4 separate regions of the Homo sapiens genome follow, and regions 2, 3 and 4 are each linked to region 1. A link is a loop called in an ENCODE intact Hi-C map of the cell type or tissue named here. Cell type or tissue: heart left ventricle. All regions are shown on one strand. Links, peaks and the distances in the headings refer to the core of each region. The heading gives the core; the rest is flanking DNA.

Evidence for each region. A loop is a pair of places that touch in the nucleus more often than their neighbours do. Peaks named below come from ENCODE experiments on the same cell type or tissue, not always from the same donor. Only the 100,000 strongest peaks of a DNase experiment are listed, where the experiment ranks them.
Region 2: it touches region 1 in a loop (6-fold over the local background); 92 of 110 quality-filtered maps call a loop at or near these places.
Region 3: a loop joins it to region 1, with 8 times the contacts of the local background. A loop is called at or near these places in 70 of 110 quality-filtered maps.
Region 4: a loop joins it to region 1, with 13 times the contacts of the local background. A loop is called at or near these places in 103 of 110 quality-filtered maps.

Annotation. Positions count from the first base shown.
Region 1 is chr12:109,771,766-109,779,319 of GRCh38, reverse strand. FAM222A-AS1 (FAM222A antisense RNA 1) reads left to right here and starts at 5,833. Exons shown (of 3, transcript NR_026662.2): 1 at 5,833-6,023. RefSeq lists a silencer at 3,722-4,016 and an enhancer at 6,745-7,244. In heart left ventricle, for the core only: CTCF peaks have their summits at 3,651 and 3,855 (motif pointing right); a DNase peak (open chromatin) is centred at 3,869.
Region 2 is chr12:109,516,486-109,524,039 of GRCh38, reverse strand. It overlaps UBE3B (ubiquitin protein ligase E3B), which reads right to left. Exons shown (of 28, transcript NM_130466.4): 19 at 7,156-7,275; 20 at 2,716-2,892; 21 at 2,489-2,599; 22 at 1-62. Among named protein-coding and RNA genes, the nearest start is that of UBE3B, 43 kb to the right of the region's middle. In heart left ventricle, for the core only: a CTCF peak has its summit at 5,101 (motif pointing left); no DNase peak of the experiment used is centred there; H3K27ac peaks cover 1,971 bases.
Region 3 is chr12:109,424,164-109,431,717 of GRCh38, reverse strand. MYO1H (myosin IH) reads right to left here. Exons shown (of 32, transcript NM_001101421.4): 17 at 6,890-6,970; 18 at 5,667-5,772; 19 at 4,132-4,249. Among named protein-coding and RNA genes, the nearest start is that of KCTD10, 49 kb to the left of the region's middle. In heart left ventricle, for the core only: CTCF peaks have their summits at 3,307 and 3,514 (motif pointing left); a DNase peak (open chromatin) is centred at 3,487.
Region 4 is chr12:109,594,146-109,601,699 of GRCh38, reverse strand. MVK (mevalonate kinase) reads right to left here. Exons shown (of 11, transcript NM_000431.4): 10 at 6,519-6,672; 11 at 3,575-5,274. The coding sequence ends at 5,123. Among named protein-coding and RNA genes, the nearest start is that of MVK, 24 kb to the right of the region's middle. RefSeq lists an enhancer at 2,483-3,172. In heart left ventricle, for the core only: CTCF peaks have their summits at 3,623 and 3,826 (motif pointing left); a DNase peak (open chromatin) is centred at 3,789.

The sequences.
Region 1 (7,554 bases), core at 1,839-5,838:
GGGGCGGATGGGATGGGCCTGCCAACAAAATCAAAACACCCTCCCAACTCAAAAAGACTCAGTAACTTCTAAGGTGAGTGTTTAATTCATTTATTTTCATTATTTTATTTTATGAGACAGGGTCTCACTCTGTCGCCCAGACTGGAGTGCAGTGGCATGATCTTGGCTCACTGCAACCTCCGCCTCCCAGGCTTAAGCAATTCTCTTGCCTCAGCCTCCTGAGTAGCTGAGATTACAGGCACATGCCACTATCTCCTGGCTAATTATTTTTATTTTTTTATAATGAAATAATTTTGGCTATGAATTTTCCTATGAGTACACTTTTAGCCATGTAGTAAGTTTTTCCAACTGTGATCTTTCTAAATATTCAATGATTTGGATATTGACTATGACTAAATAGCTGTGTGGGGGAACTTAAAAATCTGCAAGTCATTGGGATTTTGTTTGTTGCAGTAAAATCTTAAAGATGACCTTTCCCAATGTTCTCAAAGTGTGGGACATGCGCTGGTGGTATGCCAGAATATTCTCAGGTGATACAATGGACATAGGATCACACTTAAAAAACCCATATTCTCTTTTCAGTTCTGTGTATTCCCTGACTGTATCAAGGTCTCAGTTTGGTGCTTCTGTGTTTGAATGCCTTCCCAACATTCACTAATCTTTGTTTTCAAATAGAGAAAAGCCTTAGGCTCAGAACCTCTGGAAGGACATGGTATCTAGGAATAACTTAAAAACATTTTAATTTCGTGGCTGGGCATGGTGGCTCATGCCTGTAATCCTAGCGCTTTGGGAGGCCAAGGCAGGTGGATCACCTTAGGTCAGGAGTTCAAGACCATCCTGGCCAACATGGTGAAACCCCATCTCTACTAAAACTACAAAAAAAAAAAAAATCAGCTGGGTGTGGTGGTGTGCACCTGTAATCCCAGGTACTCGAGAGGCTGAGGCAGGAGAATCACTTGAACCTGAGAGGTGGAGGTTGCAGTGAGCCAAGATCGCGCCACTTCACTCCAGCCTGGGTGACAGAGTGAGACTGTGTCTCAAAAATAAATAAATAAATAAAATAAAAAACATTTTAATTTCATTTTATTTTTAGAGTAATAAAGCCTTCTCTTTATGGCAAATGATACAGTTTTCTAGATAAAGTAGTGGTCTCAAGTGTAGTTTACAAGCAAGTCATTTAATAATAAAAATATAGCTTATAAAAAAAGAATACTTAGATGATTTAAGGAACTATATTAAATGAATAAACGTTCATGGGGAAAATTATGACTATGTTATAGAAATGATTGATATTTGGGAATCATTAATTTATCCCAACTCTATATCCACGCTTGATCCCTTTTTACCACCAAGCCTACACCTCTCTGTTTGCATACCTCCTGTGACAGGAGGTTCATCGTCTCTGAAGACTGTAAAAAAGCAGCATCCTTAGTTTAAATGCCCTTCTCCGTTCTCCTGACCTGTGTGCCCTTTGCAGTCTAACTTTGTGATGTCCTCCCACCGAGGGCAAAGCATAATTTCCCATACCCGGGGTTGAGCATGTGACTTGTCTTGACCAATGGGATGTTAGCAGACATGCCAGGGCCAGCCCTCAGGAAGAGGATAAGAGACACCCAAGTCACCCCAGGCAACCTAGCTGAGATCAGAGGAACCCGGCAGCTGCATGAGAAATTAATGTTTTTGGATACCACAGGTTTTTTATGATTGTGTGTGTGTGTGTGTGTGTGTTTTAAGTGCAGGCAGCAATAGCTAATGGTTACAGACACTAGAAGAGAGAGTAAATAGAACACAGGCAGGCCAAAAAAACTAAATGTCTACTATATTCCGTATTATAGATGAGGAAACAGGTTCAAAGAGATGAAGACTCTTGCCCAGGGCACCTGGATGCTAAGCAGTGGAGTTGGGACCTGAACCCAGGCATTCTGTCTTCAGAACCCATGCTGGAGAGAAAGCGCTCTGGTCCCTGGGCAGTGAGAGGTAACGAGGCCAGACCACTTCTGCAGTGAAGGCCCAGGCTCTTGCCTGTCACTTTCACGGAGCTCCCAAGCCTGTCAGCATTCACTGAGAGCGCCATACCCCTAACTTTATTCCAACAAGGACTGCTTATTGTGTGCATGTATGTGTATTTAATAATGATAAGGCACTTGTATGTCATATTTGACAGGAGGGCTTTTTTCTTCCCAAGTTTAAAGCACTACTGGGAAAGAATTAGTGCTACTGGAGGCAAAAACAAAGGGACCCCATCAGAAAAGACAGTCTCTGAAACTCTGGGATCTTAATTGAACAATTACCTCTTATGCCTATGAATGGTTCATTATTACATGCCCTGTTATTATTAGCTGTTATTATTGTTTTAGATGAATGCTGGGAATTTTGTTTTAATCAAAAGCCATATTCAGCCACACCGTTCATCTCCCTGCAAAATGCATGCTTCTGACATTTCCGAATGTGATAATGTCGTAGTCGGCAGTCAGTCCCCGCACCTCGCCCAGATAACGGTGTACTCGGATCATTTCAGTTGTCTGGATGGAGTGGTTAAATACTCCAGGCCTCTGTTCATGCTGTTATTAATTTTTGGCTCCCTGGTGAAAGCATTTATATAAGAATCTAGCATCTCCTATCTTTTATTCTTTAGGAATCCAGTGTCACTGAGGACAACGAAGTGATCTTTGTTCATCCCAAGCTTTTGAGATAGAAATAAGAGGGAGGGCAGTGATGGAGCCAGAGGTCAGGATGGGAGAGGCACTGACTGGTGGAGACCCAAGCCCCAGGATTGAGGGGTGGAAGGCTGGCTCAGGAGAGGCCAGGCTGGGAGTCTTGTGTTCTTAGAGGGAATCAGAGAAAGGGGGAAGCAATATGGATAAGGCAACTGCCATGTGTTAGACGCCGTGCTCAGTGTTTGGGATTCATAATCTCAGGAACCGTGTGCGGGAGCTCATGAACCAGTGTTTGTACCATCCTAGAAATCATGCCCCCTCTTTGTTACAACACCTGAGCCAATCACCATGACTCTCCTTCCCTTACTAGGTATCGGTGTGGGAATAGCCATGTGACCCAGTTTTGCCCCATGAGACAAGCGGGGAGGTCTGCTGGGGGAGGGGGAATTCTGGGAAAAGTTTCTGGGAAAGTAAGAGAAATCTAGGAAAAGACTGTCCTCTCTGTTGCTGGTCACTATTGCATCTGGATGTGATACCCGGAACTGCAGCAGCCACTTTGTGCCCCTGAGGGGCCTTGACAGAACACAAAGATGAAAAGGACATTGGTCCCTGATGACACCATTGAGCTGCTGCTTTAACCAACTGTGAGGCCACCCTGCCTTAAGGCTTCTTATGATTATTCCAGAGAATAAATGTTCTTTCTCATTTAAACCAGTTGAGTCAGGGGGATTTTCTGATATTTGGCCCAAATCATGCTGATACAAGTACAAATTTGTATCCCCATTTTACAGATGAAGAAAGTGAGACCCAATCAAGTAAATGCCCATGACTAAGGACACATAGCCTGGATGTGGTGGAGTTGAACCTTTCTAGGGCGTGGCAGGATTTTTTTTTTTAAATATACTTAGTGTTTTTGGCCTTTCCAAAGCAGGCACACATTCTATTTCTCCATAGCAGCAGGCTGTAATGGCTGCTAACAGGTAAGGGCAGGAGAGGTTGGGGTTTGGAGCGGGGACTCAAACCCAGGTCCGCAGATCTCAGCTTAGGGTCTTCTTAGCACCTCAAGGTTCTTAGTGACATTAGGGAGTCCCCGTTCTGTTGGCACCGCTTAGTTTTGGGGGTACACCCCTTGGATCCCACAGATCTGCCCTTGGCTAGCACAGGGTAAGGCTGCTGAGGTCCCGGAGATTGGTCACCAGGGGCCGCTGTTGTCACACTCAGGGGCCTCCTCAGAGGGGTTCAGAAGGAAGCTTGGAACCTGGGGATGTGATCAGGAAGACTCCCTGTGAGCACCCTGTTGGGTGTGCCCTGAGGCTTTGAGACAGGAAATATCCCACCCCCACCCTCGTACCCTCACCCCAAGAAGGAGAGAAGGTGGCCTCGACTGCCTCTGGAGCGTTCAGGACCAAGTTGCTGTGTGCCTTCAGGCAAGTTGCCTCCCCTCTCTGAACCTCAGTTTCCTCTCTTTCAAAATAAGAGTACTCACCCCTACTTCTCAAATGTGGCTTCTTCCTCTTCCCTGAGGGCCTTCCCCTTCTTTTGTGCCTAATTCAATATGAGGGACAGGACCAGTTAGGGCGTACTAGAAATGAGACCCAGCCACCCAGGTCAGGGTTGGGTTCCAGTCCTTGCTCTGCCACAAACTCATTATGAGTCCTTGCAGTGTAATTGGGGAAACTGAGGTCCAGAGAGGAGAAAGGACTTACCCAGTTTCCCCAATTGCAATACAAGAGGCAGGACTCAGCATTTCCTGAAGTCTTGTTTGTTCCATGGGGTGTAAATAGGTGGAAACAAAAACTTAGGTGGTCAAAAAAGTTAGGGAAATGCTGGGTTAAAGCTAAAAGGGGGCTGGGCGTGGTGGCTCATGCCTGTAATCCCAGCACTTTGGGAGGCCTTCAAGGCAGGCAGATCACTTGAGGTCAGGAGTTTGAGACCAGCCTGGTCAACATGGCAAAACCCCATCTCTACTAAAAATACAAAAATTAGCCAGGTGTAGTGGAGCATGCCTGTAATCCCAGCTAATCAGGAGGCTGAGGCAGGAGAACCACTTGAACCTGGAAGGCAGAGGTTACAGTGAGCCGAGACTGTGCCACTGCAAAGAAGTTAAAAGGGAATCTTGCCTGCAGGATCTGTTAGCATCTTTAATATGTTAATGCGATTTGTGTATCTCCAAGAGCCGGGATAGGCATCTGTTTCTCAAACTCTTTTGACTGGGAAACCCACTTTCCAAGGTGACTTGGAAGTCAGCTGCACTAGGCAAGGATGGGAATACTCCACCTTTGTTATATGTCTTTTACCTAATGGCTCTGTGCTACCCAGGGGATTTGACCACCTGTCTCCTAAGTTAAACCTCACATGGTACATACATTAAAATATTAGCCTCATTTTATTTTATGAGACGAGGTCTTGTTCTGTTGCCCAGGCTGTAGTGCAGTGGTGCGATCATGGCTCACTGCAGCCTTGACCTCCTGGGCTCAAGTGATCCTCCCACCTCAGCCTTCTGAGTATCTGGGACTACAGGCACACACTACACCCAGCTAATCTTAAAATTGTTTGTACAGATAGGGGTCTCGTGATACTGCCCAAGCTGGTCTTGAACTCCTGGGCTCAAGTGATCCTCCAGCCTTTGCTTCCCAAAGTGCTGGGATTACAGGTATGAGCCACAGCTCCCCGTTGGAGCCTCATTTTACAGTTGGGAAATAGATGACTCAGGAGTGATCACTTGCCTGAGGTCACACACACCTGCACACAGCCTCAGGATGGAACGAGTTCTGACCCTCAGACAACTACATCCCACAGCACTCAGAGGGGTCCTCTTACAGGACGAATCTGCCCTATCATCCTGACCACACATCACCTGATGCCACCTCACTCCTCCAGGTGCCACCACTTCCTTCAACAGATCTGGAAATTGAGGCTCAGAGAGGCACACAAGTCACCCAGGGTCACACGTGGAGTCAGTGGGATACTAAGTTCCGTTTTCTTGCCTCCTCCCCTCCCCCTGCCACTCGCTGGCGAGCTGGTGATGGTGGCAATTTAAACAGAAAACCTTTCGTCCCTTGCTCTCACCTATCGCGCTGGCTGGACTCCACCTTCTCCGGCCAACGTTGGGGGTGGGACGGGGTGTGGGCCCTTTAAGAGCGCCCGGGAGGGATGGGCAGGCGCAGTGGTGCTGGGCACACGTGGAGCTGCGCGTGGAGGAGTCCAGGCTGCAGCCGAGGGAGCTGAGTAGGGCAAAGTTAGGAGTCGCTGTTTGGATGGCAAGTTCAGAAGTTGGAACTTGTCTCAGTTTCCCCGCTCCAGAAATGGGGTTGTGATATAAAGACAGGGATATGAGTGAAGAAAACACAGAGCCACCCTGGAAAGGTGAGTGTCTACTAACATAGCTTCCTCTATCCAAATCTGCGCCTGAGCCCCCGTGGCCTTCTGGGGCAGCTCTGATCTCTCTGTAAGGTCACCTGTCTCTGACCTGGGGTGATCTTCTAATGGTCACTATGACAGGAAGTGATAGCCGAGGTTTTCTGCACACCAGGCTACCGTATTGGACAGCTCCGTGGTAAAGGGTGTGAGCCCAGGACAGCTAAGTAGAGAGAGAAGGATCCTAGTGTCAGAACAGAGACCTAGAGAAGGACTGCAGCTCCTGCCCGGGGCCTGGATGAGATGGTGGCTTCTCCTCTCTTTCTCCCTCACCCACCGGGATGTCTGGGCAGTTGGGGCTCTGGGATCCAAGGCTGTGCCTGGGTTCTGGAGCCAAATTGGCCACATTTGGCGGTTGACAGTTGTTTTCTATTCTCTGCAAAGGGTTGCAGCTGGGAACTAGGACTCAGAATCAGACAGGCCTGTGTTCTATCCCAGCCACTTCTCCATTCTTCATCCTCAGCTGTGTGACTTTGGGCAAAGTGATTGCCCTTCTGTGGGTCTCACTAACCTTGTCTGTAATGTGGGTGCATGCACCTCTGTTGCGCCGAGTGGTTGTGAGGCACAAGTAACGTTTAGCCCCGAGCCTGGTATCTGGTCTGCCTGTAGTTAAGTGTGGGATCTCAGTAATTGTAGCAGTGATAGCAATGCTTTCGTCACCTGTCCTCCCCCCATCAATGTGGTAATCAAAGGTGATTGATTGTATAAAGAAACCATGCTAGAATGGCCACCGGAGGGCACTTTGAGATCAGCCAGCCCAGTTCCTAGATGGGGAAACTGAGGCCCAAGGAGGCACAGGTAGTCAGGGCTAGAGCCCCAGCTGGGTTCCTGGGCCCAGACCCAGACTGTGCCATGCGCCCCTACATTGCCACGCACACAGACCCCACCCTGTGGAGGATGAGGAGGTTTTTCCAGGATAGCAGGTGCATCCTTTGCTCTGATATCCAAATATGAGGGACCGGGCATGGAGAGTGGCTCCAGCCTCTCCCGTTTCCCCTCTCCTGATGCCCCAGTGTGGGTACGCCTGGCAGTTGACCAAGGACATGGGGACCTGGGTGACCAAGTTGGTGCTTGGGTGGCCCCAGTGGTGACACCTGGGAACAGCTGAGACATAGGCCACCTCCCAGTGTAACACCTGGCCCTAGACCTTGGTTTCCTGCCCCACTCCCTCCCCGAGTGCTCACACTGTGCTTTTGTCTGCTTGAATTCCATCTCTGGTTCTGGTGCCGCCCCCCCTTGGGAAATGGATTGGTTAGGGTCACTCACGGTGGCATTATCAGGATTGGAACCCAAGTCTAGCTCACTGCAGAGGCTGGGCCTGCTGGGCTTGCCCCGTCCAGGCTCCCCCGGGTTCCGGCTGCACCCAGGCGGGCTTTGATTATGAATGAGGGTGGGGGTGGGGCTTGCAGCCAGAACACCTCGCTCCCTCTCAACATCCTCGTGGCCGTTGGTCAGGTTGTGTCCTCATCTGTAAAATGGG
Region 2 (7,554 bases), core at 1,497-5,496, 250 kb after region 1:
TGGTGGTGCCCAAGCAGTTGGCTCAGGAAGAAGGATGCAAATGGCACGTCCACCACAATTCCCTGGGAGAGCAGAGAAGCAGAGCTGTCCATCAGCCAGGATTCTGATGCAGTGTTTGGATTGGGGTGGCTCAGGGTGCAGACATGGCCCAGGGGTGCCATCGGCATTTCCAGGCCCCTCCTAAGTTTCCAATCCGGAGGGCAGTATCTCCCCATCCTCTACCAAATACAACTGAGTGCCTCCTGGGGACAGCGCAGTGGTCAGGACACATGGTTTGGAGCTACAGTGCTCAGGGATTAAATCCTAGCTGGGCTGCTGCCAAGCCAGGGGCCCTCAGCTGTCTCACCTGTCAGTGGGGGGCAGCACCAGCCTCTCAGTTAAGAGGATGGAACGTGCACAGTACCAGCACCCCCAAGCTCTCAGGGCAGCCATGGCATTGGCAGGGGCCAGAGGAGCACAGAGGATAAGCTCTCCCCCAAAGGCAGAGTTGGGGAGCTTCCGGGAGGAAAAGCCAGCTAAGTGAGGCCTAAAGGAGCCAGCCAGGCACTGGTACGAGGCCCCAGGCATACTCCAGGGATGGAGGGCACGGAAGCAATGGAAGCTATGTCCAATGAGGATGCAGGGCCAGGTCAGGGAGGGCCCGTAAGCCTTGCTGCAGGCTGGATTCTGTCCAGAGGGCTCTGAGCAGGGAAGGGACAGAGCTGCACTTTTATGTGGGGAATGGGCTGGCGAGAGGAAGACAGGAGGCAGACACAGCCAGACGGCTGTGGCATGCTGCCAGGGGAAAACGCCGACAGACTGTGCCAGGGTAGCGGCAGGAGGGTGGAGAGAGACATGTGGACTGGAGAGGCTGAGAGGGGACAGTCACTCGGACTTGATGACACCTGTCAGAGGACCGTAAGGGGTAAATGAGTTAATCCATGCCACTCCTCATGCAGGGCCTAGCAGGTCCCATCTTCTCTCGTCAGCACAATTACTGTCAGAGGTGAGGGAGGGAAAGGACACAGAGGCGAGGCCTGGGAAATGGCATGACATTCAGAGAAGCCAGGAGGCCATGCTTTCCAGGTGGCCCAGGCTCTTCTGAGTGTCATCACAGCAACGTGTTTAAAGGAAAACATATGCCATGTGCTCGGGTGGGTCCTAATGGGATTTTTAACTTTTTCAATGGAAATCAACTGAGAAATTGTTTCTATTATGCAGATGAGGAAACAGAGGCACAGAGAATGGGCCCAGGACCCAAATCACTGGAGGGCACAAGGAAGACTGGATGGTGTTTGGGCAGGGGCTCAGATGGGCCACCTGATTCCATCATGGCCAGGGACTGAGGCCGGTGCACATAGACTGTTTCCAGACAGAGAGAACAATGGATTATTCGAGAGTGAAAGGAGTTTGGCCCTGAGACCTCCCTCTCAGCTTGGCCCAGCTGCTGGCTCTTTCTGTTTGGAAAGCATCTGGCTTCTCCAGGTTCCTGGGGTATGCGAGGAGTGCTGCCCAGGTGGCTCGCTTCCTCCGTGCTTGGGCCAGAAGCTCAGCAGAGCCTGAGACCCAGGCAGGGTCCCTGCAGCTCTGGAGCCCACTGCGAAGGCCACACAGACTGGCTGGGCTTGTGCTGCAGCTTTCCTTCCTCCTGGGAAACAGGACTCTCCCAAGGAACAGGCGGTGACTTCCCACTGAAGGTGGTCCCACCTTGGCTTTCAATGGACGGGGTTTCAATGGACAGGAGCTGTGTGGGCCACATCACCCTGACCCCATCAGGCCACAGAGTGGAAACCCAGACTCACTTCCTCTTAGTAAGGTGAGGATGACTGCTCCGATCCACCTGGTGTGAGCAGCTGGCTGGGCACCGTAGAAGGCCCTCCTCACTTACCATTAACGGCAACCCAGGAATGTGGCTTTTCTTATCTCCACTTTACTGATGCGAGAACACGGCTTAAAAACTAAAGAAACTTGAAGGCACATGGTCACACGGCTGACTAGGAACAGCTGGTCCTGTCCTGTTGCCATGGCTGGGAAGCACTCACTCAAACAACACAAGATTTTAAAACTATCAAACTCCACAAAATGCTGCCCTCCTACAACGGGGACCCAGCCTCCGTGTGGCCATCTGGCTCTGCACACCACTCCTCATGCCTCAGGAAAGAAGAGGGCTGGCCTTAGGACTTGGGCCGGCCTGGGTTCAAATTCCACCTCTACCACTTAACTAGCAACGAAACTCTGGACAGGTGACTCCTCAAAGCTTCAGGTCTCCCATCCTTAAATAGCCAGGACAGTGGCAGCCCCGTCACAGGGCTGTCGATGGGATGAGATGAGATGCCACAGGCAAAGTACCTAGCACTGGTGTACAACAAACCTTGGTTCCTGCCCCTGTCCTCGCTTGTATCCTAGTGACAGTTTACATGGCCAAGCCTGATCACATATGTGTATGTGAAGAAGCCCATGGTACCGTTAACATTTTATTTTACATTTCTCTGTTTCTTAACGTTCCTACCTCATACACAGCCTTCCCCAGCATCTTCCCCACAAACTCGAAGAGCTGCAGGTAATTCTCATGGATGTAGGATGTGGGTGAGGGGTACAGCCTCTCATCCCCACTGGTTGTCTGCAAGGCAAAAAGACGGGGAGAGGCAGAGGTCAAGTGCCTTGCAAGGAGCAAGCCCAGCTCTTCACTTCTTGAATCTGGCTGCTGTCAGCCCTGCTGTTGCTCCCCTTAAATACCTTGAACAGATTGAGTGCTGGGTCAAAAACTCTCTTGATGATCTCTTCCAAGAACTCCTTAAAAACACCGTCTTGATCAATCCCTGCTTCGTCCACCCCGAGGTCATTGACAAACTTCACACGGATGACCCCCTTCATGGCGTGCTGGGAGAGCTGCCTAAGCTGCTCGTAGCCGTCCTGCCAAGAGCAGAATTACAGCCCATTAGGAAGCCCAAAGCCTTATGCACACAATTCGGGGTTCCCTCTCCTCTGTGCGAAGCTCTCCCAGCATCATTACCAAATGTGCAAATTATGAAACGTGGATGCATGACAGGAGCCGTTCTCACCTGCTTTTGAATGAGTGCTGATTAAAAGCAAAGATTCATTTGGGGATGTGACAGTATCACTCCTTGGCAAGGGGAGACTGACCTCAAGGGGACAGAGCAGTGAGATGGGGAAGTTAGACAAAATGAGTCATGACAAGCTCCTGGCCATCAGACAAAGGATGAAAGAAACCGGGACAAGATACATTTCTCTCTCTCTCAATGCTAAGAGTATCTTTAGCTCATGGTAAAAAAAAGAAAAAAGAAAAAAAAAAAAAATCAAACCTACAGAACACTGTAAAATGAAAAGAATTACCCATCACCCCTCATCTCCCGCTGCCTTCCCAATCATGAAGTGCCTGCAAGTCATGCTGAGGAATTTAGGGGACATCCTGAAGGTAATGGGAGCTGCAGAAGGTTTTAGGCAAAGAGTAACAGGGCTGACTTTCTGTCAGATCTTTCTATTGGCAGCAGAGCAGGTGGATGGCAGGGATCAACGCAGGGAGCAGAGACCGAGATGTGGGGGTGGTGCTGGGCCTGGACTTCTGGCTGGTGGTCAGCTCTGTTAGGACACAGCCATTCAGCACATCTACTCCATCCAGACCTCAACATGCACAGCCCCAGAACCACAACTTTGGAGTTCTCCTACTAAATCATCTGTTTAGTTTGTCTCTTGATTCTAATCTGTTGAGGCCTTCCTGGCTTCTGGTTCCATCATCTAATGCATTCCTAGTACTTGGGGTGCTGAGGTTTTTATTTCAGAGCAGTGACTATAAAAACAGTGCTGAACAGCACAGGGCCCAGGGAAGAGTCTGTTGGCCCGACTTGAGAGGCCCAATCACCAGGTGAAACTGATGTCTTCAGACACTGTGATGGAACAAGTGACCAATCAACCCTGCTGTCCTATGAAGGCCATGCCACATTTCTCCCTTTCAGCTACAACTGTAACACTGTCACATGCTTCGCAGGTTAGACAGGCTGTCTCCACAGCATCCACTCGGCTGCCGTCTGGTCCCCTCATCACAAAGCAAACGAGCAGTATGCCAGTGTGGCGAGACCTGTTTTGGGGAACCCTTGCTGCCTTCCTGCCATGTTCACCCAGTGATCCCCAAAGGACTATCCTATGGTGCCCCGATTCAGGGGTTAGGCTTCAAAGTTAGTGGGCAAGGGAAAATTACCTCTCAAGACCCCTAAGTCACATGTGGGAACAGGAGCACAGTTTTGTGGAGGCAAACCTGAGAAGGACTTTTTATGTACATAAAGTTTGAGAATCATTAAGTTAGATGACAAAAGGGAGAAACAGGAAGTCAACAGGCAGCTGTAACAGCATTTAAACCATTCTGCCTAAATTTAAGATAATTATCTTGGCACTGAGATGAGAACGGATGGAGAATTCCATCAAGTTCCTGTCTGCCTGCAGGAGTTCCTCCAACCTGCTTTAAAATTATGCCTCCCCAGCCTTCACACGCATTAGTAGATGCGTTTGTGGTTATGTGGATGAAATGGGATGGTACATGTGAAAGCAAGTGGCACATGGCCTAGCTCAAGGAGCGTTTACTGGATTCAAATCTCAGTCTTGCTTGATCAGCTCCACACCAGCCTCTTTGTTTAAACGTTTAGAGGGGACTGCCTCTTGTGATACATTTCCTGCCTTCTGGGAACTGGCGTGGATATGCGAGGATTATATCCATGCCTCTTGGGAGGTGAATGTGAGTCAGCGTTCCTCTTCTTCACTGCATCTCAACATGCACACACAGGGAATACTGAGCTAGAAAAGGGATGCCTGGCTTCCAGGCCCAGCTCTATCACTGATATCCAAGTGACCTTGACTGAAGTTCTCTGGCCTCAGTTCTGCCTTTGACAGAGACAGGGGAAAGGACTGGGTAAGAGTATGTTTGAGGATCCTTCCGGTTCTGAATACTAGAGTTCCAGCCCAAACTCACCCTCTGGGAAGAAGAGCCTTCCTACAGGACTTTAATATCTGGAAGCCTAATAGAGAAGCATAGCCCTCAATACTAACCATAAAAAAGGAAACAATGCCCAGGAGAGCATGAGTCTGAGATCAGCTTACTGACGCCCCCTTGTGTCCAAATCCAGCAAAGGCCCCTGGGCTCTCATATTCTAATAACCAAGCCACCAGATTACGACAACTGGGATAACAATGAACAACCCTCTCCCCTTCTCCAGTGGAAAGTAAAGAGGAAAAGGGACTTTGCCTAAAGCCTAAGACAGACATCTCTTTTGCCATCCCTGAGGGATATGCTTTAAAAAGTAGGGCCAGAGTAACTGGGATGTCAAGTGAATTTCCAATAAGCAATGATATTTGTGAAGGGAGTCGGATTCTGCCACTCTCAGGAGATACTGCAATCTATACCACCCCAGACTCTTCCCATGGGTGGGTGCTGGCCACGTCTGGGTAGGCGTGATGGGTAGTGGGGCTGAGGATTTCTAGAGACAAGGGAGATGCATCTGGGTCTGCAGAGGGAAGTGCTAGAAAGGGAGTCCCTACCACACAATTGGGCTTTTTCTGAATCAAAAGCAGAGGTTGCAAATGGGTGGCCCACAGGTTGAATTTGGTGGAAAGACAGGTGTTATCTGACTTTCTAGGCACTTTACAGAGTTCAATTAGTTCACAACATGGAAGATCTGAATTTTGGCCTTCTCTTAAAAACTCAAGAGCGTTATGGAGCCCACCTCGTCACATGGCAGGTCTGGAGGAGCTGAGTGGCGGTGGCCTCTTCTGGGGAGGCACGTGCTTCCAACTGCTCCCCAACACTGAGGCTGGGTGTCAGTTGCCATTTATCAACTCACTCGTGGGGGCTATTTTTCTCAAGTAGAGCTACACAGACCAAGAGGGCTGTTTCAAGAACAGGAGGGCGCAGAAGTGGAGATTATTTCTATATGTCTAGCACGCAAACAGAATGCTCCTGTAATGAGACCCACTCAGCCAGCTTTACTCCTTCACATGGCCTGCAGGGCCCAGTGGGCCCTTCAATTCCTTATGCCTACCTTGAAGAATGTCAGAAACATCCACTGTTCAGCACACACTGCCTTCCTAGCAGCTCTCGGCATTGATCACCAGTGGCCAGGGGCACTCAAACAAGCTCTCCAGTAAGGAGTGACACAAACAAGGTACGATGCACCGAGGGAGAAAATGAAGACACGTGAGGAGGAACAGCTGCTGCCAGAAGCCATCTGCTGGTGGGGGTGGCTATCTGGCCACATACTTCAGGGGATCCCGTGACTGTCCTACACTACAGGACAGGCTCATGGGGAACTGCAGCTGGAGTGTGATAAAAAGGTCTGAAGTGCAAACATGGCAAATAAATGAAGCCAAGCCTCTCCAGGGAATGGGGACTGTGGCTCAGTCACCAATTCTATCGCTGGCAGGATGAGCATGTATGGGTAGGCTGTGCACTATACAAGCCCAGGGGAGGCTGTGGCATGGATAACACAGACATCGTAGGTAGTTAAGTTTATGACAACCATGTTCCAGCAGATTGGAGGCACGGTCTTGTACCAACAAAACCAATGTATTGTGACAATTTTCTGACATATGAGGACTGGGTACCTATCTCTAATTTACATGGAGTCACCGTATAGTGGTAGTTCCAGACAACGGATTTAGCTCAGGTGGGTCACTTCAGTGGTATCTTGTAAGTTTCTGTCTACAAAGAACTTCTGGCTCTGTGATAAAAGTATTTCTCTACATAACTCAGTAAATGTAACACCTCCACTCCACTTATATACTACAATCACAGTTGAGAGTCTCAGCAAAGTGCCTGCTGGGACAAATGGAGTTTGCACAGACCTGAGAGTGTTAGTGCAGCCGCTGTGACTGGCAGCTCCTGTCCTCATTTCAAAGGGACATGAAGAGGTGGATGCTCTAGCCCAGGATACTCTAGCTCTCATGGGGTAAAGGAAGACACTGCTGGGTCTCCAGCAATGAGAACATGTTTAACCAAGCAGCTGTTCAGAGCAGTCAACAGGACAAATGACCCCTTTCCTGCTCCCAGAGCCTTAATTTCAGATCAAGGAGTAACAGGAACAGTTCAAAAGCCAGAGACCGTCCACTAAAGAGCTTCCATGTTGCAGGGCCCACTTCCTTGTGGTAGGATTCCATAGGCTTCACACTCACCTCCAGCATCCTGGACCGGCGGATGGTGATGTGAGTGACATGCGGGGAGGCAGAGCTGGTTTCCACCAGCCCCAGTTTCTCCTTCTCCTTGGTAACCATGGTTCGAAACAGTAGAACTCTCTAAAATGAACAAAGGCGGGATCAGAAAACAGGGTCAGCAAACTGACGATTCCATAAAAACACTCTGCAAAAATGACTGAAACTGAAGTTAGATGAGATGCAAGCAGAATGGGATGCCTTAACATGTGCTACCAGTTAGAAGTGTCCTGTGAGAACAGAAGCATTCCCTGGAACACTTGTGGGAATTAGAAATACTGTTGAATACACAAGCAAAAAACGTTCCGGAAAGAGTGGTCTGGCTGCAGCTAGGGTCCAGCTAGGAATGGCCCACGAGAAAAT
Region 3 (7,554 bases), core at 1,240-5,239, 350 kb after region 1:
AGAAAGAGAACCGTGATGTCTGTAGTATAATGAAACAACTGAACGCAGAATTCAGAAGTGCAGATGGATCAAGGCTGGAAGCAGCACAACCGGAGCCACTGGCGTAGAAACAGAATGCCTGGGTTCCAGCCCAGCTCCGGAGCGGGAGGAGTCGCTGCCTCACCTGTGTGACATGAACAGTAACAGGACCTTCCTCATGGGGTTCTCATGAGGTTTAAACGAGATAATACACACTAGGTATTTAGTCCCAGTCCAAGACTCAATGAGTGCTAGCAGTGGTGTTCCCAATATGCTCCTTCCTTTCTTATTATATTTATGTTATTTATTTATTTATTTTTGAGACGGAGTCTTGCTCTGTCACCCAGGCTGGAGTGCAGTGGCACAATCTCCACTCACTGCAAGCTCCGCCTCCCAGGTTCACGCCATTCTCCTGCCTCAGCCTCCCGAGTAGCTGGGACTACAGGTGCCCGCCACCACACCTGGCTAATTTTTTGTATTTTTTAGTAGAGACGGAGTTTCATTGTGTTAGCCAGGATGGTCTCGATCTCCTGGCCTCGTGATCCACCCACTTCGGCCTCCCAAAGCGCTGGGATTACAGGTGTGAGCCACCGTGCCTGGCCTCATATTATGTTTATTTTAAAATCAGATTTTTTTTTTTTTTTTGAGATGGAGTCTCGCTCTGTCTCCCAGGCTGGAGTGCAGTGGTGCGATCTCGGCTCACTGCAAGCTCCACCTCCCACGTTCTAAAATCCGATTTTAAACTGTTAAAAAAAATACATGTATATATATTTTTGATACAGAGCTCACTCTGTCACCCAGACTGGAGTGCAGTGGTGCGATATCAGCTCACTGCAACCTCTGCCTCCTGGGTTCAAGCGATTCTCCTGCTTCAGCCTCCTGTGTAGCTGGGATTATAGGCATGTGCCACCACGCCCAGCTAATTTTTGTATTTTTAGTAGAGACAGGGTTTCTCCACGTTGGCCAGGCTGGTTTCAAGCTCCTCACCTCAGGTGATCACTTTTCGGCCTCCCAAAGTGCTGGGATTACAGGCATGAGCTACCATGTCCAGTGAAAAATATTTTTATTTTCCTGGAATTTATGAGCATGTTCTTTAAGGGTATCGAGTGTCCCATGTTCTTCCTCTGTTCAGCCACCTACACAAAGGTGCAGGATGTGTGCTTCCTGAACTCCAGTGAAAGCTGGAGAAGATAGGGTCTCCACCACCCCCAGGGGACACAGCACAGCCTCAGGCCCTGCTTTCATCCATGCAGACCTTGCGCAATACCAGCATGCACCGCCAAAGCTAGACAGATATGGAGGGGCTGGGGAGAGGCCCTAAATGCCTGCAGGTTGGAGGGACTAGTACCTTATGTCTTCAACTCTATGATATGGTTGCTCCCTGATCAAGGGAAGTGGTGCCAGGCAGGTGCACGGGGTTTGGCTATCTCCAGCTCGATCCCGTGAATCTCCCCTTGCCTCTGTCCCCAGCCACTGACCAGCTGCCACGCTGGCCTCTCAGCTTGCCCTAGAGCCTGCTCCCACCTCCAGGCTTTCCTGCCTTGATTGATGTTCCCTGAATGCTATGGACTGATCGTCTGTGTCCCCACAAAATTCATATGATGAAATCTAACTCCCAATGTGATGGTGTTAGGAGGCAGGGCCTCTGACAGGTGATCAGGTCACAAGGGTGGAGCACTCATAAATGAGATTAGTGCCCTTATGACTACATCATCAACTATGTGAAGACACAGCGAGAAGGCACCATCTACAAACAAGGAAGCTGGCCCTCACCAGACACTGAGTCTGCCAGTGCCTTGATCTTGGACTTCCCATCCTCCAGAACTGTGAAAAGTTTCTGTTGGTTAGAAGCCACCCAGTGTAGTGTTTCGTTACAGCAGCCCAAACAGACTAAGACACCAAATGTCCTCATGGCTCACTTCCTCACTCAGAGAGTGACCCCCTTACCTAAGGAGGGAGCCTGGCCACTCTTTCCCCTTACCTGGATTCACTTTTCTTCAAATAACATATCCCTGCCTGGCCTTATGCAGTCACCCCTCATCGTATGTGGGGAATTGGTTCCAGGACCCCCATGGATACAAAATCCACGGATGTTCAAGTCTCTAATAAAAAATGGCATAGTGTTTGCATATAACCTGAGTACATCTTCCTGTACACTTTAAATCATCTCTAAATTACTTATTATACCTAATACTATGTAAATACTACATAAATAGATATTAGACTATATTGCTTTTTAATTTGTATTATTATTGTTGTATTGTTATTTTTATTGTATTTTTAAAAGCATTTTGAATCCATAGTTGGGTGAATCCTCAGATGTGGAACCCGCGGGTGTGGAGGGCCAACTTTACGTCTTTGTTATTGTTGGTCTCCCCCATAGAAAGTAAATTCCATGAGGACAGGGATGGGGTCTGTTCTGTTCTCTGACATCACCCCAGCACCTAGGACAGTGCTAGCTCAGATAGCTGCTCACCAGTTTTTGTTTGTTTTGATACAGAGTCTCATTCTATCACCCAGGCTGGAGTGCAGTGGTGTGATTTCAGCTCACTGCAACCTCTGCCTCCCGGGTTCAAATGATTCTCATGCTTCAGCCTCCTGAGTAGCTGGAATTACAGGCATGCGCCACTATGCCTGGCTGATTTTTGTGTTTTTAGCAGACAGGATTTCACCATGTTGGTCAGGCTGGTCTTGAACTTCTGACCTCAAGTGATCTGCCCACCTTGGCCTCCCCAAGTGCTGGAATTACAGGTGTGAGGCAACATGCCCGGCCTGCTCACTAGATTTTATGGAAAGAATGAATGAGCCTCAGAAAGCAGCAAAAATAGACAAGAGATGTATGAAGTTCAAAAAAACACAGGTAGATGGGAACATCAAGTGTGTATATGTTTGGAGGGGGGTGAGGTGGGCAGTGGCTGTTGCCCTGCCATCTGCCGCAGAAGTCAGATTTGGGATGAAGATGAATGAATAAGTAGCGGATGGGCAAAAATGGTGGGCAAAGGAGGTACATCCAGGAAAAATAAAGGCAAAGAGTCTCAAATGACTACACTCAAAATATTGGTTGAACCACATGAAATTTCTGCTATTCAACCATTCTGACCCAACAAAGTGACCATTTATTATGCTTGAGAGTGTGTTGCTATTTTGGTAGCATAAATTCACACACAGCCCATCATTGAAGAAGTGTTGGTGTATAAGCAATTTGGGGGATGGTGAGAGTAGGCGTAGAAATAGTTCATTAAATCTTTACAAACTCCCTGATCCCAGACAATTTAATCCTACAGATAAGGGAAATGACAGGTCACAGCTATAAGAGAATGAGGATTATGATCCAAGTTCATGTGGTTTGAAAACCCATGTCCCCACCGCTAACCTGCTGCTCTTGACAGCCCGTTGCGCTAAGGCACTAAACCAGGCCCTACGGTCACAAATGGACTTAGCTTCTCCTGCTAATTCAGAGGCCTGTGGGGCACTGCCCACGGCTGCCCCCTGGTGGCAGATCTACGCACTTGGCCTTGCCCTTGACTGTAAACAGTCAGGGATTAGTGAAATGAACAGAAGATGGTAAACTGAATTTTTGTGAGTTTTTTTTTTTGTTGTTTTGTTTTGTTTTTGAGATGGTTCTCATTCTGTCACCCAGGCTGGAGTGCAGTGGTACGATCTCAAGTTCACCGCAGCCTCAACCTCCCAGGCTCAGGTGATCCTCCCACCTCAGCCTTCTGAGTAGCTGGGACTACAGGTGTGTACCACCACACCCATCTAATATATATATATATATATATATATATATTTTTTTTTTTTTTTTTTTTTTTTTTTTTGTAGAGATTGGGTTTTGCCATGTTGCCCAGGACGGTCTCGAACTCCTGGCCTCAAGCAATCCTCCCACCTCGGCCTCCCAAAATGCTGGGATTACAGGCATGAGCCACCGCACCCAGCCAGAGTTGGGTTTTTATGTTCTCCCAAATGTTAGTGTTTTTAGCTGTCATAACTACAGCAGTTAACAACCAAACTGAGCCTTCCTAAGGGATGCCATTTTATTTACCACTAAACCCCAGAGATTCTCATGTAGTAGGCACATGACTATTGGCTTCAGATCAATAAAGCACATTTTACCTTTGCAAGAAATGCTCGTATTTCCTTCGGTATGCAAAACCAGCCCGTCTCACCCGCAGGTGCTCCATCAGCCCCAGGTATTTGATCTGATGCCTTATGAGGAAGTCATCAAATTTGCCTTTGGAGAAATAGAACAGAGAATGACAGGAAAGGATCCCATGGCTTCATATCAACCAAGGCAGATCACAGGCTGCAAGCTGAAGTTCAGTGGGCTGGGTCTGGCCCCAGACTCATTTCGTGAGGTCTTAATTTTTTTTTTTTTTTTTTTTTGAGATGGGGTTTCATTCTTTTTGCCCAGGCTGGAGTGCAGTGGCACAATCTCGGCTCACTGCAACCTCTGCCTCCTGGGTTCAAGTGATTCTCCTGCCTCAGCCTCCCAAGTAGTGGGGATTACAGGTGCACACCACCATGCCTGGCTAATTTTTGTATTTTTAGTAGAGACGTGGTTTCACCGTGTTGGCCAGGCTGGTCTCGAACTCTTGACCTTAGGTGATCCACCCGCCTCGGCCTCCCAAAATGCTGGGATTACAGGCATGAGCCACCATATGCCCAGCCCAATTGTGCTTTTTAAATGGGGGAATTTTATAGGAAAAAATTAAATTTCTGGTTCCTCTGAAAAGTCCTGAGATCTGGCTATCCTGAGGCCAGAGTCCCACATGGCAACAGCTGGCAGGAGAGGAGTAGCGCTGTTGCCCCTTTAGACAGAATGTGCCTTCTCCAGTTTGCCACAGTCCTCCCCACTGCCTATTGCCTTTCAACCTGTCTGCTTCACTCATTTGCTTTTCCTGCCTAGCCTCTGTGAGCCTCTGATGGTCCATTATAGTTCATTATAATGGTTCCTAACAACTATATTATAGACCATGGCAAGAGCTTAGAAACTACCCAAGTCATAGATCATTTTCGAAGACTGTTCCTTGGCTAGAAAAGAGTGACGTTGACTCCCTTCGCCTCTGACACCTGCCTGACTCAGCTGTGTTGCTCCTGAAACTGAACAACCTCTGAGAAATGCTCACTCTGAACCACCAAAGGCATTCATTTACCTTCTATTATTATTATTTTTTGAGATAGGGTCTCACTCTGTCACCCATACTGGAGTGCAGTGGCACAGTCATGGCTCACTGCAGCCTTGAACTCCTGGGATCAATTGATCCTCCCACCTCAGCCTCCCAAGTAGATGGGACTACAGACATGTTCCACCACACCCAGCTAGTGTTTGTATGTTTAGTAGAGACACGCCACCATGCCTGGCTAATTTTCGCATTTTTTGTAGAGACGGGGTTTTGCCATGTTGCCCAAACTGGTTTCCAATTCCTGGGTTCAAGTGATCCGCCTGCCTCAACCTCCCAAAGGGCTGGGATTACAGGCATAAGCCTGTAACATCTGGCCAACTTCTATCATTTAGAAAGGAAAATGATTCACATCCAGAGGACATCGAGCAAGCTTGTGGTGGTGTTTAGGATCCCAACCCACTGCCACCTTGCTTTGGCTCCCAGCCTCCTTTCCCTGAGCCCAGTTCATAATGATCCACAACTCACTGGGTTCTTTCCTGTCGTTGGGCTTGATGCAACGGATGTAGGAGGGCTCCTTAGAGATGAGGGTTTCTAGAAGGCTGCTCAGACTGTTTTTAAACTGAGTCCCCACCTGCAGAGAGAGAGAGAAAGAGAGAGAGAACGAGCCAGAGAGATACTGCTGCTTCCAACGAATACAAAAAGACTGGCCAGGGCTCAAGGTGTCAGCCCTATAGAGCTGAACTATTGACAGATTGTCTTCCTAGTGGCCATCTGGCCCATTAAGAGGTGGCTTTGGATGTCCTGACCTGAGAAGGCCAGTCTTGGTCTGGTCACGTGGAAGCTGGACAAGCATCTGTCTAGGATGCCTCACTTGCTCAGCAAAGACGTGGTGAGTGCCCAGCAGGAACCAGTTCTGCCCCAGGCCTGTCATTCTCTTCCACCTTCCTTTGTGTTTCTTTGTTGACACGTGTCCTTCATGATGCTGGTATTATTATAACTTCTTTATTTGATGGTATTTTCTTATACTCTCTCCCACTAGATTGTAAGTCCCTTGAGGGCAGGGACCTCATCTGGCTTGTTATTGCTGAATCCCTGTGCCTGGCACAGTGCCTGCCACATATACATAGTAGGTGCTGCTCAATGAATGCCTGCAAATGAACAAACTGGGACTAAACTTGGAACATGAATATCACATTCTAAGTTAATGTATATATCATAAGCCACGTTCCAAGTGATTTTTTAAGAGACAGGGTCTTGCTCTGTCACCTAGTCTGGAGTGCAGTGGCATAATCATGGCTCATTGTAACTTCAAACTCCTGGGTTCAAGGATCCTCCTGCCTCAGCCTCCGAAAGTAGCTGGGACTATGGATGCACACCACTGCACCTGGCTAATTGATTTTTTCTTTCTTTCTTTTATGTTTTTAATGCACCCAAGTTTTGTCTGACTGATTTGTTTTTATTTTTATTTTTGTAGAGACAGGGTCTCATTATGTTACCCAGTCTGGTCTTGAACTCCTGGCCTCAAGTGATTCTCCCACCTGGGCCTCCCAAAGTGCTGGGATTACAGATGTGAGGCTCCCAAAGTGCTGGGATTACAGGTGTGAGATTACAGGTGCATATATTTAGTAGAATCTGTTAGAGAGTAATACTTCCAGAAAAGGGGAAGGTGGCTTAAAAAGCGTAGGTAGTTGGTGGTCATCTCACCCTCTGGTGAGATCCAATTTTGCATGGGTGTTTTTCCCACTCACTGTTGGGGGCCTCCTCCGGTTTTCTAACTCGGCCAGCAGGAAGCATTCCCTCAGGATAATGTTCTTGGACTTGCACAGCACCTGTAAGTGAAGAGAAATGAGTACCACGTTCGCTGTTTCAGAAATCACTACAGGGCTGTCAGGACGGCTCACAGAGTGTGCATGAAGCAACAGAGCCATCTGCTTCTTGAATGCTTGAAGATGTTCCTAATGTAAAGAAAGGGGAACAACACAGTTAAATATGGAAGGCCATGTTCACATTCTACATCCACTGCTTTCTCTGCTTGCTGAAGCCAGACGTTTTTTCTCCGACATTGTCCCTGGTTCAGTGCAGCTGCTTCAGAATAAACTGGCTGTTTAAGAAATGATCCCAGGCCAGGAATGGTGGGGCTCAGGCTTGTAATCCCAGTACTTGGGGAGGCCAAGGCAGGAAGATGGCTTGAGCCCAGGAGTTTGAGACCAGCCTGGGCAACATGGCAAAACCTCATCTTTACAAAGAAGTTAGCCAGGTGTGGTGGTGTGCACCTATGGTCCCAGTTACTCAGGAGGCTGAGGTAGGAGGATCACTTGAGCCCACGAAGTCGAGGCTGCAGTGAACTCTGATTGCGCCACTGCACTCCAGCCTGAGTGACAGACTGAGAACCTGTCTCAAAAAGAAAAAAAAG
Region 4 (7,554 bases), core at 2,309-6,308, 180 kb after region 1:
ACTGTGTGATCTCCAAGGGTCCTCCTGACCCTGACACTTTTGGATTCAAGCAACTGAAGCATTCATTGGGAGACCATTGCCCTTGTCTGTTTCAGTTTTGAGGACATGAGGTGTGAGGTGTGAGGTTCGGCCCAGTGCCAGGTTTTCCTTGGATATGGGGAGGTGGGGGCTCCGGGCACAGTGCTGTGAGACCACACATCATGTTCTTTGGCAGGTTGCTCCCTTTGCCTGTTTGTTGTGTAGGTTGGGGGTCTGAGGTGTTCACAGCCAGGGCCAAGCGGGCAGCAGGGGTGAGCTGGGCCAGCACCGCTGGGGCAGATGTGACAACTCAGTTCTGTCAATTAGGTATGGTGGGGAGAGGGAGCTCGGAGAGGTCACCAGTCACCTCCCCGGGGAGAGTCTAGACACGGGCTAAGAGCAGGGCCCTGAAGTTACACAGAACTGCGTGCAAATCCCACTCTGCCACGTGACCCTGGGCAAGTCACTTCCCTACTCTGGGCCTCAGTTTACTCACCAACAGAATGGGGATAAGCACGGTAATTAGCTCAATGGACTGAAATGATTCACAGGGATAAAGCACACAAAGCACTTAGCACCATGCTGAGCACATCGTAGGTGCTCAGTAAAGGGTTCAAGACCTCCCAAAGCCATGTGGAGGGGCTGGATTCTGAATGACCAGTGTAGAAGACACAGCATTCTGCAGGATGATCCGCTGGGTCTCTTAAGCAAGTCATATCATGGAGAAAAATAGGTATGAGTGTGTGTGTGTGTGTGTGTGTGTGTAGGGCTGCTGTGCTAGATTAAAAGAGAAGCCAGGGCTGTAACAGCCAGGTATGTGGTATTAGACAGGGTGCCGGACACCTGGCCCAACTGGAGGAAATGTGACTATAGCCTGGGCATTAGAGATGAAACATATTGACAGAGAAAGGTGACTGGAAACCAAAAAGGTAGGTAACAAAACAGCATGTACAGTATGATCTCACTTTATCGAACAGCATGAACACACACACACACACACACACACACAGAGGGAAAGGTGGCAGCTGTTCACAGGGGTAATCTCTGTATGGTAAAAACACAGTGCTTTGATGTGATTTTTGCTAATCTGTATTTTCTTTCTACAGTGTATTTACACTGTTTCTGTAATAGTAAAAATATTATAATTTGAGAACTAAAGAGCTCAGACTAGGAACCAGAGCTCCTGGCCTCAAATCCAGCTCTCTGCCCCTTCCTAGAAGACAGTAGGTGCTAAGAGACAGCCAAAGAACTTGTCCAAAATTAGCTGGAAACCAGGAAGGGCTGGGGAAGGAAGCACCTGCGAGGTGCGGGCCCCTGAGCCAGGTGTCTTCCAAAGGGCGCTAGCTGAGGAAACAAGGAGGAAAACAGCCGTGGAGGAGAAAGGAGCTGGCTGGGCCAAGCACAAGCGAAGGGCAGGGCCGGCCCCCCACCACGCTTGCTGACCTGGAGCCAGCCAGCCAACGCGACTGGCTGCCAGCAGGCCACAGAAACCTTGGTGAGGAAAGACTCCTCACCAGGCCAAGTGTGGTGGCTCATGCCTGTAATCCCAGCACTTTGGGAGGCCGAGGTGGGCAGATCATTTGAGGTCAGGAGTTCGAGACCAGCCTGGCCAACGTGGCGGAAACCCTGTCTCTACTAAAAATACAAAAATTACCCAGGCGTGGTGGCACACACCTGTAATCCCAGCTACTTGGGAGGCTGAGGCGGGAGAATCACTTGAACCTGGGAAGCAGAGGTTGCAGAGAGCCAAGATGGCGCCACTGCACTCCAGCCTGGGCAACAGAGTGAGACTGTCTAAAAATAAATAAAAGGACTCCTCACTGACAGAGACGACATCAGTGCAACCATAGCAGCTACTCTGTCTGGAAAGAACCACAGTATTTCCTGCCTGCCTCCCAAAGTGAGACCCTTGCCAGAACCAGGGAAATTCTCTGAGAACTTCAGGCTGCAGACCCTGGGAGCGGCTCCAGCTTATGACCTGAAAGGCACTGCTGTTCCCCTCGCAAAGAAGGTGTCAGTGCTATGTGACCGCCTCTTTGCAGAGGAAGCAGGGAGGTGGGAAAGCCGGTGGGCCTTAGGTGTGTTTCTCCAACAGCGACCCAAGGGGTCTCAACCTAGGGGCTTTGGACCATCTGGGCAGGGCGCCTTGAGCCAGCTCTGTGCACCATTCTGAAGTTTTGGGGCTCTGGAAGACACCCTTATCTCTCAGCATAAGACAGTTATAATAATGAGTATTTATTGAGCACTTACCGTGTGCCACGCACTGTGTCAAGGGCCTTCTGTATATTTTCTCATTGATCCCCACGAAACCTCCATAAGGTGGGTATTAGTGAATCCCACTTTCCCGATGAGGAAGCTGTGGCCTCCAGAGGTAAGCTGTCTTGCCCAAGGTCACATGGCCAGGGGGTGGGCAGGGCTGAAGTGCTCAACCACCACAATGGCGTGCAGAGATGACCCTGGGGTCATCCAGTTCGGTATCTTCAGCCCTGGCTGCATTTTCTTATTTTTTAAAAATATTTTTGAGACGGGGTCTCACTCTGTCATCCAGGCTGGAGTGCAGTGGCACCATCATAGCTCACTGCAGCCTCCAACTCCTGGGCTCAGGCGATCCTCCTGCCTCAGCGTCCTGAGTAGCTGGGACTACAGGTGTGCAGCACCATGTGGTGCTTGGTCACACGTTAGAATCACCTGGGAGCTTTTAAAAGATGTCTTTTTAAAAAGATACCGCTGAGACAGATTAACTCAGAATATCTGGGGTGGAGTCAGGAATTCGTGGGTCCTTAGGTGGTTCCGAGGTGCAGCTCTGAGAGCGAGAACCACTGCAATAGGCAATGAGAAGGGGTGACAGCCGCAAGTGCCAACTGTCTACAAGGTAGCCAGGAGTGTGACACCAGGCCCATATGGTGGCCGCAGGGGTGGCTGGGTTGAAAGGTTGCTCTGGCCAAAGCGCACCGGCAGCTGCTTCACTGGAGCAAGAGTGTTGAGCTGGCCCCTGCCCCAGGAGTGACATCCTGTCCCCAGGGAATGAGAGAGAGAGGGCCTCAAGGAGCAGACGGGCTCTGGGGGTCTCAGCCTCTGTCCCCTGCACCCATCTCACAGCTGCCGCGGACATCTATGGAAGCCTGGGGAGGCTCCCAGGCCCACCTCCTAAAGGCTGGAGGCTGGCTGTCAGCCAGCGCCATCACTGAGGGCACAGCAGCCTCTGGCCTGGTTGTTCATTAAAATCGCGTGGGGAGGAAAACATGCAGGTCCGAGCCCCACCCCGGTCAAATACATCCGAATCCAGAAAAACGAGCCTGAGCACAGAAAGCTAAAAAATCGCAGTGAGCCTGCACACAGAGCCGCACCCAGCAGACACACGTAGGGGCTAAGAGCAGGCTCTGGAGTCCATTTGAATCCGGCCTCAGATGCTGATGAGCTGTGTGGACTTGCACCAGTTACTCGATCTCTCTGACCTTTGGTTTCCTGGTCTGTAAAGCGGGGATGAGACTAGCAATGACACTGAGGTCGGGGCAGAGATGAGAAGGGGCGATGCGTAAACACGCCTAGTCCACAGTGAGCGTTCAGTATTAATTAGTATTACTGCTTTATGCGTTGTGTTTTGAAGGGAAGGGGCAGGGAACAGCCATCAGTGATCTGGGGCCATTTCTACAAGTTAAGCTGGGGTAGGCGTCCTCCCTTCACTCTCACGTTCCCAGCAGTGATCCCAGGCCGGGCCCAAGGCTGGCGTGGGGGTGGAGCTCGGCTCCTGCTCCTCTCACCCTGCAGGAAGACAACAGCAGGGAAGGCCGCCAGCTGCCCCCTAGTGGCCAAGGGCAGACGCGCACTGAATCGCTTTCACCTCATCCTGAAATCCCTGCGCCGGCCCCCACCTTTCCACTCGGCCTCTTTGCAGGTCCGTGGGTCCCAGAGGTTCTGGCTGGCAAGGCACCAACTACAAGGGTTTCCTGATGGCTAATGGCATTTCGGAAAGCACCAAGCTGACTGCAATATAAAGTTCAAATAGGGCCGGTGGGGGGCGGGGGTGGGGAGTGCCAGGCACCCGGGCCAGAACATTTGAGTCTGTTTTCTCCATCCAGCCAGTTCATTTCAGAAAGGAAGGCGCGCCCCAGGAGCGATGGCAGGTTCTGCTTTCCTGTCTTACACAGGTCTGTGCTCTCGTGGGTGCTTGTGATTCTGGAGCTAGGAAGCTCAACTTCTCCCTCCGCAGCAGCAGCCTAGAGTTGTGCTGATGGACTGAGAGCCGTGTCCCAGTCCCTCTCCAGCAAGGGCCATCTGGGAAAAGCCACCTCATCCCCAAGACGCACAACAAAGTGACCCCAAACCCTATTTCCCTCCATTGCTGAAGAGCTCCATGGAGGAAACAGCTGGAGAGGGGACAGGGACAGAGGGAGGTGCTGGTGGCCTGGAGTCTCTACTGTTGACACAAAATCTTTTTATTCCCCATTTGCCATCTTTTCCACAAACCTCTCAGGTACAGATCGGAAGAAAGTGCATATAAACCCTGCCTTATTTAACCAGGCCCACCGCCTCCGGGACAGCCCCTGGGGGAGCCCCATCCCGCTAGGTAGAAGGGAAGGCCACACCAAGTGCTGAGTGAGCCACCCAGACAGCAGGTGCTCTGGGAGGGAGGGGCGACAAGGGGTAGGGGAAGGCTTCCTGGAGGAGGGAGAGGCCTGGCCCTGAGAGACAGGGGGCGGTCCCTGAAAAGGGAGAGAGAAGGCACACTTCTCCGGGAACCAGGCCCCAGCACCTGAGCATTGGACCCAGGCGGCCAGGAAGAACACAGGCCAAGGCGGGGGCCTGAAGCAGATGGGACTGTGGGAGCTTCAGGGAAGCAGCCCTTCTCGCCTCAGGTCTGGAGTCTCAGAGGACCCTCCTAGGCCTCCTGCTCGGCTGGCTCCAGAGGATGCAGAGGGCAGACCATGCCTCCCTAGGTCCCACCGCTGGGACTGCAGAGCTTGGCTGGCATCGCCAAGCGGCTGGGGCCTCTCCAGCAGTGTCAGGAGCTGGGCGCTCGCTGGCCAGCACAGAGTCGAACTGCAGCCCCCAGAATAATCCAGAAAGGGGCATCTGGGTGGGGCTGCAGTGTCGTGGGCTCCTCTCAGAGGCCATCCAGGGCTTGCTGGACTCGGCTGTCCAGGGAGGTGGCTGAGTGGATGGAGACGCCGGGGGCACCGATGCTGGTTTCCAAGCAGTCAAAGCCACAGCTGGTCAGGGCCTGCTTCGTGGCCTCCACTTCTGGCTGCTCCAGCCCTGCGGGGAGGGAAGGCAGGTCACCCTTGACAACTCTCCGCTCCGTGGGAGAAGCTCATCATATTCAAGGCAAAAGCCCAGGCCTTCCTGCTGTGCCTTCCTGGCTGTGACCCACCTGAGCCAACAGGCCATAAAGCCCAAGGTTACCTGCAGCCCCTCCGTGCACTGGAATGCCCAGCCTTGCACCCCCAGGGGTTTAGGGAGCAAGAGTTAAAAACATGGGCTCTCAAGTCACAGGACTTGGCCTTGCCTTGTACTGGCCGTGTGGCCTCAGACAAGTGACTTCCCCTCTCTCAGTCTCAGTCTCCTCATCTGGGAATGGGGCTAATGATGACTCCCCGTGCAGATCTCAGGGAGGCTTAAAGGAAATAACGCAGGTAAAGTGCCTGGCACAACACCTGGCACAGCGGGCACACTCCAGAAATGTCAAGTCCCACCATCGTCATGGGCTCTGAACTAGGAACCAACAGTTGGGGTTGGCTGGAGTGAGGATGTGGCCACCTCCTGAGGCCTGGGAGCCATCATGGAGTGTGAGGGGATGTCTGGAGCCTAAGGGGGCTCAGTGCAAAGCAGAGGGGAAAGGAAGGATGAAGAACAGAGAGGAGGAGATAAAGACAGAAAGAGAAAGAAGGAAGGAAGGAGGGGACAAGGAGCACAGAGGGAAATGGAGGCAGGTGGGACCGGTTAGTGCCTACTGTAGGCCAGGAGCGAGCCTGAGGGCAGAGGTAGGTGTCAGGTGGTTAAACACTAGCAGAAGCCCCTTGCCAGGCCCCCAGGCACCAGGGAGCTTCCTAAGCCAAGCCCATTACTCGGTCTTCCTCTTTCCCCAAACCAACGGGAAGGAAACCCTTTCGTTTTGTAGCAAAATCAACCGCATCCTGACCACATCAAGGGTACAAGTGGGGCAAGGTTAGGCAGACGTGGAGAGTGACAATGCCCTGGTTACTTCCCAAGCTTGTGCGGACAGCCCCGATGACAGGAGCCCCAGCCACAGCCCAGCCCTGCACCAGGCTCTCTAGGTGCACTTTCCTGCTTGAATCTGGGCAACGATCTTGCAAGCTAGATACTCTCATCCTTATTTTACCAATGAGGAAGCAAAGACCAGAGGTTAACTAACTTGCCCAAGGCCACACAGCGGAGCTGAGACCTGTTTCCAGGTCTCTTTTTCCTTTCAAGGGAATTCTCCAGGTGGACCCCTCTTAGGAGCCCAGGCTGGCAGCCTGGCCCACCTACCCCCGGGATACCTGGCTTGAGGAGTGTGATGCCACAGCCACCACCGCCTGCGCCAGTCAGCTTGCTGTGAAGTCCGCGGGCCCTGGTCACCTGGCAGAGCTGGTCCAGAGAGGCGTGGCCCACGCCGAGGGCATTCAGATGGTGCTGGTTCATGTCAATGAGCTCCTAGGGGAGAAGGTTCCATCTGTTCCCACTTGGCCTGCCTGAGGCCAAGGTCCTATGCCCACCCCTGAGCCTGCCTCGTCCATCTGACAGTTGTTGGCTGGAGACAGCCAACGGCTTTGCCTACCTGGCACCCTGGCCCTCTCCACTTGTAAAAGAATCCTTCTGCCCTGCAGCATTTCTCACGGAGCTTGGGTAGAGCTGAGCATACCTTCACCACAGCAGTGAGCACATATCCTAGGGCTGGTCACAGAAGCCTCTGGCACTGGTGACTGATCAGGGATGGGCATGTGGTCCAAGCTGGGCCAATCACAGCCCTCCCAGGGTTTCCTCTGCCCCTTCCCACTAGAGCTGCTAAAATAATTAACTTCAGACACAAGTCGCCAAGATGACCTATCTTGCCACATGATCAGATATTACGTGGCAGATGGACAGATTCCCGACACATTGTTTCAGCCCCTGGATTGAGCTATACCTGAAGCCATTTACCTCTGGTCTTCTCAGTTGAGAGCCAATACATTCCCTTTCTACAAAAGTCTGGTTGAAATGGATTTCTGCCATTTGCAAGAGAAAAAGTTTCAAATAACATGCCTCCCTACAGCTGCCTTGGGGACTGGTTTCAGAATAAGAACTAGGTGTAACTCCAGCAAGGCCATAAGCAGGGAAACAGCTGTTTGTCTAGGTTTCTTCAGTTATGCAGGATAAACTTCCTGCTCTTTAAGGATCCAACAAGATGCATGTGGATGAAAAAATAAAACTTCACAGCTTCCACTGCCCAGGCACCCAGTAGTTAGATTTCATTTACCAAACACCCACAACGTGCTGGGGCTCTAAGGATGGGTGCCCAGCCACGGTCCCAGCCATCAGGAAGTAAAAACCATGGGA